Linked DNA regions of Homo sapiens: all the other regions are linked to region 3. Evidence: chromatin contacts called from ENCODE Hi-C or POLR2A ChIA-PET data. All regions are on one chromosome and are shown on one strand. Each heading gives the region's core, a stretch centred on a gene start or an enhancer-like site at or near the end of the contact. The rest is flanking DNA. Distances are from core to core; before and after follow the strand shown. Region 1 holds the start of OTUD5 (OTU deubiquitinase 5). Region 2 holds the start of TFE3 (transcription factor binding to IGHM enhancer 3). Region 3 holds the start of CLCN5 (chloride voltage-gated channel 5).

Region 1 (3,398 bases), core at 776-3,275, 960 kb before region 3:
AAAAGTAGGCAAAGATCTGTAGGGAGGCCCCAGACATCATCTCTGGGATCCCATGTTGCCCATGTCCCCTGAGTAGTCGTCTCAGGCTCAAGTTCCCAAGGCATGGGTCGTATGTCCCTGACAAAAAGCTTAGGCCCAAGGTGGGAGGGCCTCAAACCCCTGTTACAGAGGGGAAAATGGGATACTGTATCCCCAAGGTATGTTTCAGTTCCTTATAATTGGGGTAAAAGGGTCACATATGCTCGTGGGGTGGGGAGTCTCAGATCCCCAAAACCACTCAGACACCAGCCTTGAGAAGAAGGATCTCCTAAAGACTTCACCTTGTCTGAGACCTTTGCAGCAGGACACCAGGCCCCTGAAGAGGCCTCAGACTCGGTCTCTAAAAACCTCAGTCCATAAGCAGGTGGATCTTAGGCCCTAGGATCCAACGCTGTGAGTCTCATTTTCCTGAAGAAAGGTTCAGGCCCCTGGTGGGGGTGCTGAGGGCCCATCTCTTCTTACAAGAAGCTTAAGATCCTGAAGCGGTTCAGGCCCTTGTCTCCCAAGAGGTAGGTCTCAGGCCACTGATAGGAAATGCAGACCTTTGTCACTCAGAAAGGAGATAAGTAAAGCTGCTGGTCATTGGGTGTTGGTTTTGGTCCCTGTCCCCAAGGGCAAGGGAATCATATCTCCCTGTGAAAAGTCTTACATCCCTGGAAAAAGCTTAGAAGATCCCTATCCTTAAAGGGGGCGTGTGTGTGTGTGTGTGTGTCAGGACCTTGATTCTAGAAGCAGGACTCTCAGGCCCCTGAAGACAGACTTAGGACCCTTGAGGTCTCAGGTCTGGCTATTCAGTGGTCCTGTGCAGTGTTACCCAGCGAAGCGGGAGAGGATTGTCCTATATGCAGAGTGTCTCAGACTCTTGAAAGGGCTTAGGCTCCTTGGGGATGTTCAGCCCCGATCTCCGAGGTCTCCACCTTATTTGACTTTCCTGGAAGGGGAATCTCAAACTTCTATCCCAGAGGAAAAGAGCTCTTAAGCCACTGAACACATACCTAAGTCTCTTGGGAGACCTGAGACTCCTACTCAAGAGGGGCGCGATCCTACCTGTATCTCTTGGAGAATTCCCACCTATTGGCCCTATATGATGAGGTCCCAGGGACTGGAATGACGACTATAGACCTTAAAAGAGACCTCGGATCTTTAAGTCTGACACCTTACCGTAGGCCTCTAGCCCCAAAATCCTGGAGGGGAGGAAAGAAGGTGTCTCACATCCCTACCGCCAGAGAAGACTGTCAGGCCCAGTGAAAACGCCTAGATCCCTTGGGGCGATCTCAAACAGCCTTCCTTGAGTCCCTTCACAGTCTGGGGGTCCCATCTGCCGTGGCCGCTCACCCCTCACCCCACAGCTCTTACCTGCTCGACAGTGGCAGGGTCCATAGCCTCGATGCGTGCTGCAGCCGCCTCATACTCGTCCTCACTGTTGTAGCCTGCGCCGACCTCCTCACGCTCGGGACTGCCCCCGCCAACCGCGCCAACCCCGGGAGCTTGACGTCGCCGCTTGCTGTGCCCAGGCCCGGAGCAGCAGCCGCCCACGCCTACGGCACCACCCACACCCACCACCACGCCCGCGGCACCCACACCCGCCGCCGCTGCGCCCAGCGCGTCGCCGGGACCGCCGCCGGGACCACCTGGGCCCCCGCAAGGAGGTGGAGAAGCCTGTTGTGGCCGGGGACCCGCCACTGCACCAGGCGGCACGGCCAGCGCCCAGCGATGAAGAGCGCCCGGCGGTCCTGGTAGCGGGCCTTGAGGCGGTGGCGAAGCTCGCGGACGGGCCCCCACGACGCCGGAGTCACGGTCGCGATCGCCGCCGCCCACGCCCGTGCCGCCGCCGCCCACGCCCACACCTCCGCCGCGCCGCGGCGCCGGGGGCATCGGCCCGGGCGGCGGCGGCTCGTTGGCGGGGTCGGCGTCGGGAGGCGGCGGCTTCTTTTTGGGGAGTATAGTCATGGCTGCACTGCCGAGTACCCCCCAACAAACCCGGCGCGGGGCACGCCGGGAGAGAACCCGGATGAGGGGGCTAGTGTAGTGCGCGAGGCACGACGGGAACGGCGAGACCCGGATAAAGGGATCGCGGCACCGGTTCGAGAACCCTCGGCGGCGGAGGAGGCGGCGGCGGCGGCGGCGGCGGTGGCGGCGCGCGGGTCACGCCGAGAGGAGAACCCGGATGTAAAGTCCAAGATGAAGGCAGTGCGGCGAGTTTGTCTTAGCCTTCTCTCCAAGTCCAGCAAGTTTATTGCTACGCTTGTTCCGGCCTTCTGCTTCAAAGGAAACAGAACCAAAACAAGCACCTCTTCGCTCCGCCCCCTCGCAGGTTCTTGCACTACCGGGTGGGGCCCCGGGGCGCTGCGCACGCGCGCCAGGGCACAGCCCCGCCCCTTACTCGGAAGTACGTGGGCAAAATCGCCGCCGCCGCCGCCACAACAATTGCAACACCAACCAATTGAGCAGCTGCGTGGGACCTCGACGACGCCCACGGGCCAATCACAGGCGAGTGCTCGCCCTCCGGTGCCCTCCGTCTCAAATTTCAGTCAAAGTCGACACCCTGGTTCCCAGCCTTTCTCCCCGTCAGTTCCGTCTTGCTCTTCACTTTTCTCCCCGAAGCTCTGACCTGCAGGCGTCGGTACTGCGGACGGACAGCGTGGCCTGTCCCACGTACGACAGGAAAAACACCTCCCCTCCAGGATTCCAACTTGAACGCTGTCAGCCGGAATGACTGGAAAACATCAACACTCCCGGGAGCATAGCTGGCCCCTGTAGCGTCACTTCCGGTCCCACCCACCTACAAATACCCTTCCGGGGGAGGCGGACACCGCTTCGCCCCGGCAACAGCCTGAGTTCTGCGGTGATTGGTTAAGAGACGCCGTCACTCGCGGCATACCGACCAACCTTGGGACAGACAGGCGCCGTGGGGACAGTGGTTGTTTGGGAAACAGACACGCCTTCTCTGGCACCACAGCACTCTCGGCCTCGCGTTGACCTCCCCGCCCCTATGGCTAGTGCGCAGGCGCGGCCCAGCCTTTTTTTTTTTTTTTTTTTTTTTTTTTCCTAATTGAGACAGGGGTCTCACTCTGTCGCCCAGGTTGGAATGCAGTGGCGCGATCATAGCTCACTGCAAACTCCAACTCCCAGGTTCAAGCGATCCTCCCGCCTCAGCCTCCCGAATAGCTGGGACCACAGGCGCGCACCACTACGACCGGCTAATTTTTTTTTCACTTTTTTGTAGGGACAAAGTCTCACTATGTTGCCCAGGCTGATCTCCAGCTCCCGGGCTCAAGCGATCCTCCCGCCTCGGCTTCCCAGAGTGCTGGGATTACAGGCGTTAGTCACCGCGCCTGGCCAAGCCCAGCCTTTTTCTA
Region 2 (3,490 bases), core at 660-3,159, 880 kb before region 3:
CCAACACATGCCTAAATATAAAATAGAAATATCAAAGGCTCCCCTCGCTCCAACAGACTGGATTTACAAGAGGGAGAATTTGGGTGGTTGATCCACTTTATACAAGCATTCTTTTCTTACCGGAGGAGCCTGCCCAGCCTTCTCCTGTTTTTTTGGATAGATCAAAACACACACACACCCCCAACACTAACACCCACTGGCGCACAAAATAAGAAGCCATATACACCCATCCCTTTAACTATGTCCACTACTGCGATGATCTAGGTTGTTACAGAGGAATTAGAAGATGGTGAATCGATATACAGAAAGGCTCTGCTCAGCCCCAGAGAGCAAGGGACAGTTAACACACACGTGGATGAATATGCATCCTTCAATTTAGCTAAACATTTAGAATGCTGAGAGATTGCTGGTGACTTCACTTGACAAGAATCCTCTCCCCTCCCCAAGGATCTGTCTTCCTTCCTCTCCTCACCCTCAGATGGAGCCCTAAAACCACCCAGGAAGTTGGGAAGAGGAAGCTCGGGCGAGCCACTGAGCTCAGCACAATCCCAGGCACAAAGGAGGCAAAGACCCCCCCCCACCCAGGGCTCACACACCCATTGCACAGAAGTTGGAAGAGATGGGCACTGGGGTGAGCAGGGAGGGCTGGGGCTCCAAAGCCCATTGATGAAAGTAAGGATGAGAAGAGGCCAGAGGGGATCCACCCAGGCAGGGATGGTGCAATCTGTACTCGTTCCAGCTCTATGGACAGATTCAAGATTACCCCCAGGAGCTCGGAGATCGAAAAGAAGATAAAAAGAAAAGGGGTGTGGGGCTAGGGAGTGGGAAGGGCTGAGAGGCTAGAGCGAGTAGCAGCATGAACAAGAGCCTCCTCTGGGTTCCCAAACAAGGTCTGAGGCCTCTGAGCTAAGAGGTAACATCATCGCCCTCTGCCTGGCTGTCTATCTTCCATTCAGGCCCTTAACAGGTGTGGGAAGAGGGCTTTTCCACTATCCTTGGGATCTGCCCCAGCTGGGTAGGCGGGCAGAGGGGAAAGGATTATTCTGGTCAAGTCTTGCTGAATGTTGCTTCTCTTGTTCATTCACACGCACTCACAAGGCTGGTCCCAGGCAGCATATCTGAGATACCTCCAAATCCCTCCAGATTCATGTTATCCCCAAACACAGCAACCAGTCACTGAGAGGCACCAAGCTCCCAAGACAGCACTTCTGTCCCTCAGGACCCCTTCTCCCACACTGAGGGAAAAAAGATTCTAGGATTCCCTTAAAACCAGTGCCTCACCTGACAGTGTCCCCTCAAATTCATTCCCCTCATGTCCGACTGAAAATCCCCGAATTCAGCCTCTAATCAGAGACCCTGTCTACCAAGTTCAGCTATCTCAGACCAGTTTCTGGATACTCCAGAATAGGCCCCTCTAGACGCAGTCAAGGGCTCCCCAAACCTGACCCAGACCCCGCTTAATGCACTCCCACGACTCCTTTAATAAAGCCACAATCCAAGCAGGCCACTGCCGGATTCCTTAGGTGCCCCCCCAAGACGGGCGCCCCGACGTCCTCCAAGGCTAGGCCGAGGGCCTCCAATCCCAGTCCGGGGCCCCCACTGCCCCCGAGATCAGGCCCCTGGGAGCCCCAGTCGGCACTCCCAGCCCCAGGCGGCCCCGCACCTGAGCAGCTGAGCCGAGTCGGCCGGCCTGCGCTCCTCCAACAGCACGAACACGGCTCGAGGGCCCTCCGCGCTGGCCTCTACGCCATCCCGAGCTGGTTCGGCCGCATGAGACATGACGCCCGGCCCCGGGCGAGCCCTGCCAGGCCGGTCGGGCCTCGGCCCGGTCCCCCTAACAAAATAAGAGTCCCCCCTCCCCCCAGCTCGCCACCGCCGCCTCCTCCGCTAAGCCATGGAGCTAGCACTGCGCGGGCGGGCGGCGTCGGGGAGATGGGATGGGCTGTGAGTCATCCCCCGCCCAGAACGGACCGACGCCCCCCCTCAACCTAACCCCGGACGACCGCCCTCCTCCCCCTCGTCTTCTTCCCCCTCCTCCCTCCTCCCAGGGATGGGGAAACTCCACAGGAAGTGACCGCACTGGGGATGGATGGCCCGTCTGGCCACGACCCATTAGCGAGGCGGCCAATCGCTGAACGGCGATTCGAGGGCCCACCCTAAGCGACGCCTCCGACGCGGAGGAAAAACGCGATTCGGCCCGCCCTCATTCCGAGAAGCAGCACCCAGACCACGCCCTCAGGGGCAGCGACAAATAGGCGAGGGTTGATTTGGTTGAACCACGCCTCTATGTTTGCGTCGCTTTCGGAGCCACGCCCTCTCTTCTCAAATTATCCCTCTGCAAGGTAATATTAAGCCGCTCCTTGGGTCCTCTGCGCCTGCGCATCGATGGCCAGTCGGCGCACGGAGGGTCTCCTGGCCAAGCTTTTAGCTGCGGAACCGCGCCCTCTTTCGGCCAATATTTGTAATATCTGAGCCCTAGACCGCGCTCCAACCTCGATCTGGCTGTGCTCTCTCAGCCAAAGCCATAACTATGAGGCAGAGGCAGCTACATTCCCTGAAGGTGCGGGCCAGAAACCCCCCCCTTTCGCTGTCCGCAGTCCAGCCGCCCAGCTGGTCTTCCGGGAGTATTCCGCCTGTTCCATGCCATCGAGAGCGGTTGTACTATGTTCATTGCGCTGCGCAATATGTGCTTAATAAATTCTTGACGGGTGAATGAATCTGGTCCCTTCGGTGAATGACGACTTCTGGAATCACAAAGATCCAGGTTTGAATAGGGAAGGGGACCTCCCCTCTCCCAGCCTCAGCTTTCCTGGCCTGTTAAATGGGGGTCAAAATACCTGTCTGGCAGGGTTGTTCTGAGGATTAAAGATAATGTATGAAAAGTGCTAGCAGGTTGTTTGGCATACAAGAAGCTTCCCAAAATTAGTTGATTCACTCATTTGTTCACTTATTCAACATTCACTGAGCGCTTCTGTATGCCAGACGCATGCAAGCCGGCTCGCACAAGGCGGAGGGTCTCACTCATATATCCTCAGGTGCAAATAGCTCACAAAACACCCAGACCTACAGCCTTCCCTTCCTCTTTCCTGACATCCCAAGACCCCACCCTGAGTTGCGCCTCCAGGAATTTCACCGGGCTTTCATTTACCTTGGACCTTCCTGTATTGGCATCATTATTTCACAGGTCTGTCAGTTGCTTTCGTAAACTCATCCATACTCACACACAACCATCTCGTACAAGGGGGAAACCTCTACATAATAAAGATGACTTCTGGCCGGGCGCGGTGGCTCATGCCTGTAATCCCAGCACTTTGGGAGGCCGAGGCGGGTGGATCACCTGAGGTCAGGAGTTTGAGACCAGCCTGGCCAACACGGTGAAACCCCGTCTCTACTAAAAATACAAAAAATTAGCCGGGCGTGGTGGCGGGCGCCTGTAATCCCAACTACTCGGGAGGCTGAGGCAGGAGAATCCCTTGAACCGGGAAGCAGA
Region 3 (3,160 bases), core at 500-2,999:
GTGTTACCTCCACTTGGATTTACCTTTATTAGAGGCCTGTACTGATATTTTCTAGTTATTTGTGGCTATCCCATACACCATGAGTGCCTGAAGGAAGGGACTGAATGTTACCAGCTCAGAAAGCAAAAAAATTTTGGACTGAAAAAATAAAAATCCGGCCATTCATCAGGCCGGAATAACACACAGATAAAACCAGATGCAAATTTAACAGAGAACAATATTTCTTTGGCGGACATATTGCAGCTGTAAAGTGGTAACGATGTTTTTATTTCAGTGACCACCACTTTTTTATTCACTGAGAGACTTTGTTCTCTAAAATCGTAGATTATCAGAAACTTTTCTGCTTGAAATCGTATCAGTAAGAATGAAACATCCCACATGCATCTGGAGGACATAAGTTTCTTTGACACAGAGAAGCAGCCTCAATTTCCAACCCAGGTGCAGAGCTTCAGATAAGGGGTATCTGGACACAACATTCCACATCTATCTTTATTTTGTGGTTCCCAAGGAAACACAACTCTGGGTTCACTTTGCAGTTCAGACCTGATGGTGACCCCAAATGACAGTACTGCTTTGCTTTGAGCTTACCAAAAACACTGCTTTGTTTAAAATTCACCTAAACTCCACTCTTCTCTCCAATCCTATAATGACTCCATGTTTTTCTGTTTGATGAAATGCCTACCGTGTGCAGTCTCTCATATTGCAATGGGTCAAAGCCTGACTATGTCGGATTACAAATTTGTCCCCGGTAGCCTTATGCTGATTGGGCTAGGATAGGGGTTTTTAAATCCCTGACCACTTAGCTTGTCCAAAGTAGGCATTCCAAATTGTTCACTGCAGTAGAGTACCCTGGTTCTAGTTAGATTACTTGGATTATATGGATTCCAGTCTCAGGTCTGCCAAGAACTAATTAGCTGGATCATCTTAAGTGAGTCAGTGCACCCCATTTGGCCTAAGTTTTCTCTTCTGCAAAACGGTGTGCTGTTTCTTTCAAACCTAGGGTAAGGGCTTTGGAGTAAGTTAGACCTAGGTTGGATTCCCAGTTCTACCACGTACTAGTCCTGTGACTTCAGCTTTTCTGAGCCTCTGTTTTGTAATGATTAATATGGAGATAATACAGTACTAACAACTGCAGTATAGTTTTTGCAGCGTTGCTGGAAACATCAAGTTGGCTGTTAAAAGTATCACTACGTTTGATCACTATTCCTATTCCTACTATTATATGAGTTTAGACAAGTTACTTAACCTTTCTGTGCCTGTGTATTTTTATGAGTAAAAATGGAGAAATAACCCTCGGGGTTATTGTGAACACCAAATGAGACGAAAAAAGTAAAGGGGTTAGGAGAGTGCCTGGCACATAAGAAGCAGCTCAAATTATGTGATCTAATGTTATTAGTATTAGATTTCTACTACTAATTACTCTGTGGGCCGAAAGCTCAGGATAGACAGTTTCATTCTAAGGACAAACCTTCTCCCCAGCAAAAAAAGGCACTGCAAGCTGGAAATAGTGAAACACAATGGGGCATTGCGTTTTCAAAGGCAACTGACACGCCCAGCACTGGGATAGGACCCGCCCGCCCAGTCCTCATTAAATATGGCAGCGAGCGGGGCCGACGTACTGCGGCTGCGCAAGTTGAAACTCCTCCTGGCAGCTCCTCCCCGGCGGGCCTCCCCTCATCTCGGCTGGGTAGAGGTGCCGGGTGTGAGCTCGGCGTGGCGCGCACGCGCAGACGCTGGCTGGGCTGAGCCGATACTCGCGAGGCGCCCTGTCACATGAGCCGCGCGCCCGCTTCGCTCCCCCTCCTCCCCGGCTGGGCTGTGTGAATGAAGCTCTGCCGGCTACGTGGGGCGCTCACTCAACTTGGTGTCCTGGACGCCAGAGCCGACCGAGCGCGCTGCCCACCGGCGGCGGACACGGGCTCCGCCGCTCCGGACCTCGGCGACAGGTAAAGGCAAACGGGCTGTCCCTTCCCCAACAGGTCCTTGGCGGGCCGCTGGCCCCCGGCCCACCCCCGGAGCACCCCCTAAGCGCAGCGACACAGGGGAAGCGCAATCCCGCTGGCTTGGACCCCCGGAGATGGGGCTTCCCCGCGCCCGGCGTTGGCAGCCCGGCGCTTAGAGGAGGTAGACAGGCTAGTTCCAGCCAGTGCTGAGCGGCGTCTTCCCGGGAGCCCAGCCCTGTTCTCCGAGTTATGGTCCCTGGGTTGCCCGAGCGAAGTTTCCTTGCGGAGCGGCGCCAAGCCCGCCCCGCTTTTGAATCGGAGTGTTTAGCCGCCTGCGTCCCCTTTCCCGGACTGGGGTAGGGTGACTTAGGCTGGCAAAGCTCAGCCGAGGCCCGGCTCTTCTCCCTCCGGCTCTGGACTTGCCGCTGGTTTTGTATGGGTCTTAGCAAAGTGGAGAAACTCTCGGAAAAGTAGTTGCTGCGCTGTTTTCCTTTTGCCACTTAACGCGCGTAGCTGGTTCTCTCCAGACTTTCGAGCCTTGCTCTTGAGCGCCTTGATCCACACGGGAAAAGCTTTGCCTTTACATTGACGCACGTTTCCTTTGATTAACATTTCAGAGCAAATCAGTTGCCTGGAGTTCCCAGTGAAGTTGTACCTGTGCCCGTGCGATAACGTCAGTGGAAGCTGCCCCGAGTAAGTGAGGGAAATCTAGAAGTTTGGAGCATAAAAAACCAGCACGAATCAACTTTACATAAACTTCATACATTTATTAGCAACTGCTCGGGTTTAACTTCAGGGATGTTAAATTTCGCCTAGTCCCACGGGACGATGATCATTACTTCTTAACTGCACGCGAAATAGGAGAAGAAAAAAGGCAAATCAAAACAGACTGTCCCAGGTCTCAGAGAAGTCATCGGAGCGCTTTTTCCTGCTGAATTCACCCTAGGAGTTTGTGAGTTCCTAGTTTTCTTGGACTTCGCGAACTTTTCCTTGTCCAAAGCACTGTCTTTTCTCTGTTGGTGTTTTGGGACTGGTGTACACATTAACCCTTTTGTCATTAAAGAAGGCCAACACGATTCTCAAGCTAGTATTAGCCTTCAGTGTTTGTGCTTTAGCACTTTCACTTAGGAGGTGGAGGTGTTGGTTGTATAAAAGATATGGAAATAACAATCTACTTTGATGTTCACCAGGTCAAAAAGGTGAAGACTTTTAGAAAA

Evidence for each region. Hi-C counts contacts between places; a loop is a spot of excess contacts on that map. ChIA-PET counts read pairs that join two places held with the same protein, here RNA polymerase II (POLR2A). Pooled maps may share reads with other maps.
Region 1: a pooled map shows a loop between it and region 3 (12-fold over the local background). The contact joins the promoter of OTUD5 here to the promoter of CLCN5 in region 3. A Hi-C loop is called at or near these places in 8 of 50 pooled maps. POLR2A ChIA-PET finds 5 or more read pairs at or near these places in 2 of 52 experiments (A549 and Caco-2).
Region 2: a loop to region 3 is called in a pooled map, with 31 times the contacts of the local background. The contact joins the promoter of TFE3 here to the promoter of CLCN5 in region 3. A Hi-C loop is called at or near these places in 11 of 50 pooled maps.

The regions. Positions count from the first base shown.
Region 1 is chrX:48,955,582-48,958,979 of GRCh38, forward strand. OTUD5 (OTU deubiquitinase 5) reads right to left here and starts at 2,026. Exons shown (of 9, transcript NM_001136157.2): 1 at 1,396-2,026. The coding sequence starts at 1,989. RefSeq lists silencers at 1,643-1,702, 2,073-2,122, 2,323-2,482 and an enhancer at 2,583-2,772.
Region 2 is chrX:49,041,448-49,044,937 of GRCh38, forward strand. TFE3 (transcription factor binding to IGHM enhancer 3) reads right to left here and starts at 1,910. Exons shown (of 10, transcript NM_006521.6): 1 at 1,664-1,910. The coding sequence starts at 1,779. RefSeq lists an enhancer at 1,236-2,099 and a silencer at 1,641-1,880.
Region 3 is chrX:49,920,847-49,924,006 of GRCh38, forward strand. It overlaps CLCN5 (chloride voltage-gated channel 5), which reads left to right and starts at 1,750. Exons shown (of 15, transcript NM_001127898.4): 1 at 1,750-1,946; 2 at 2,561-2,636. RefSeq lists a silencer at 2,012-2,061.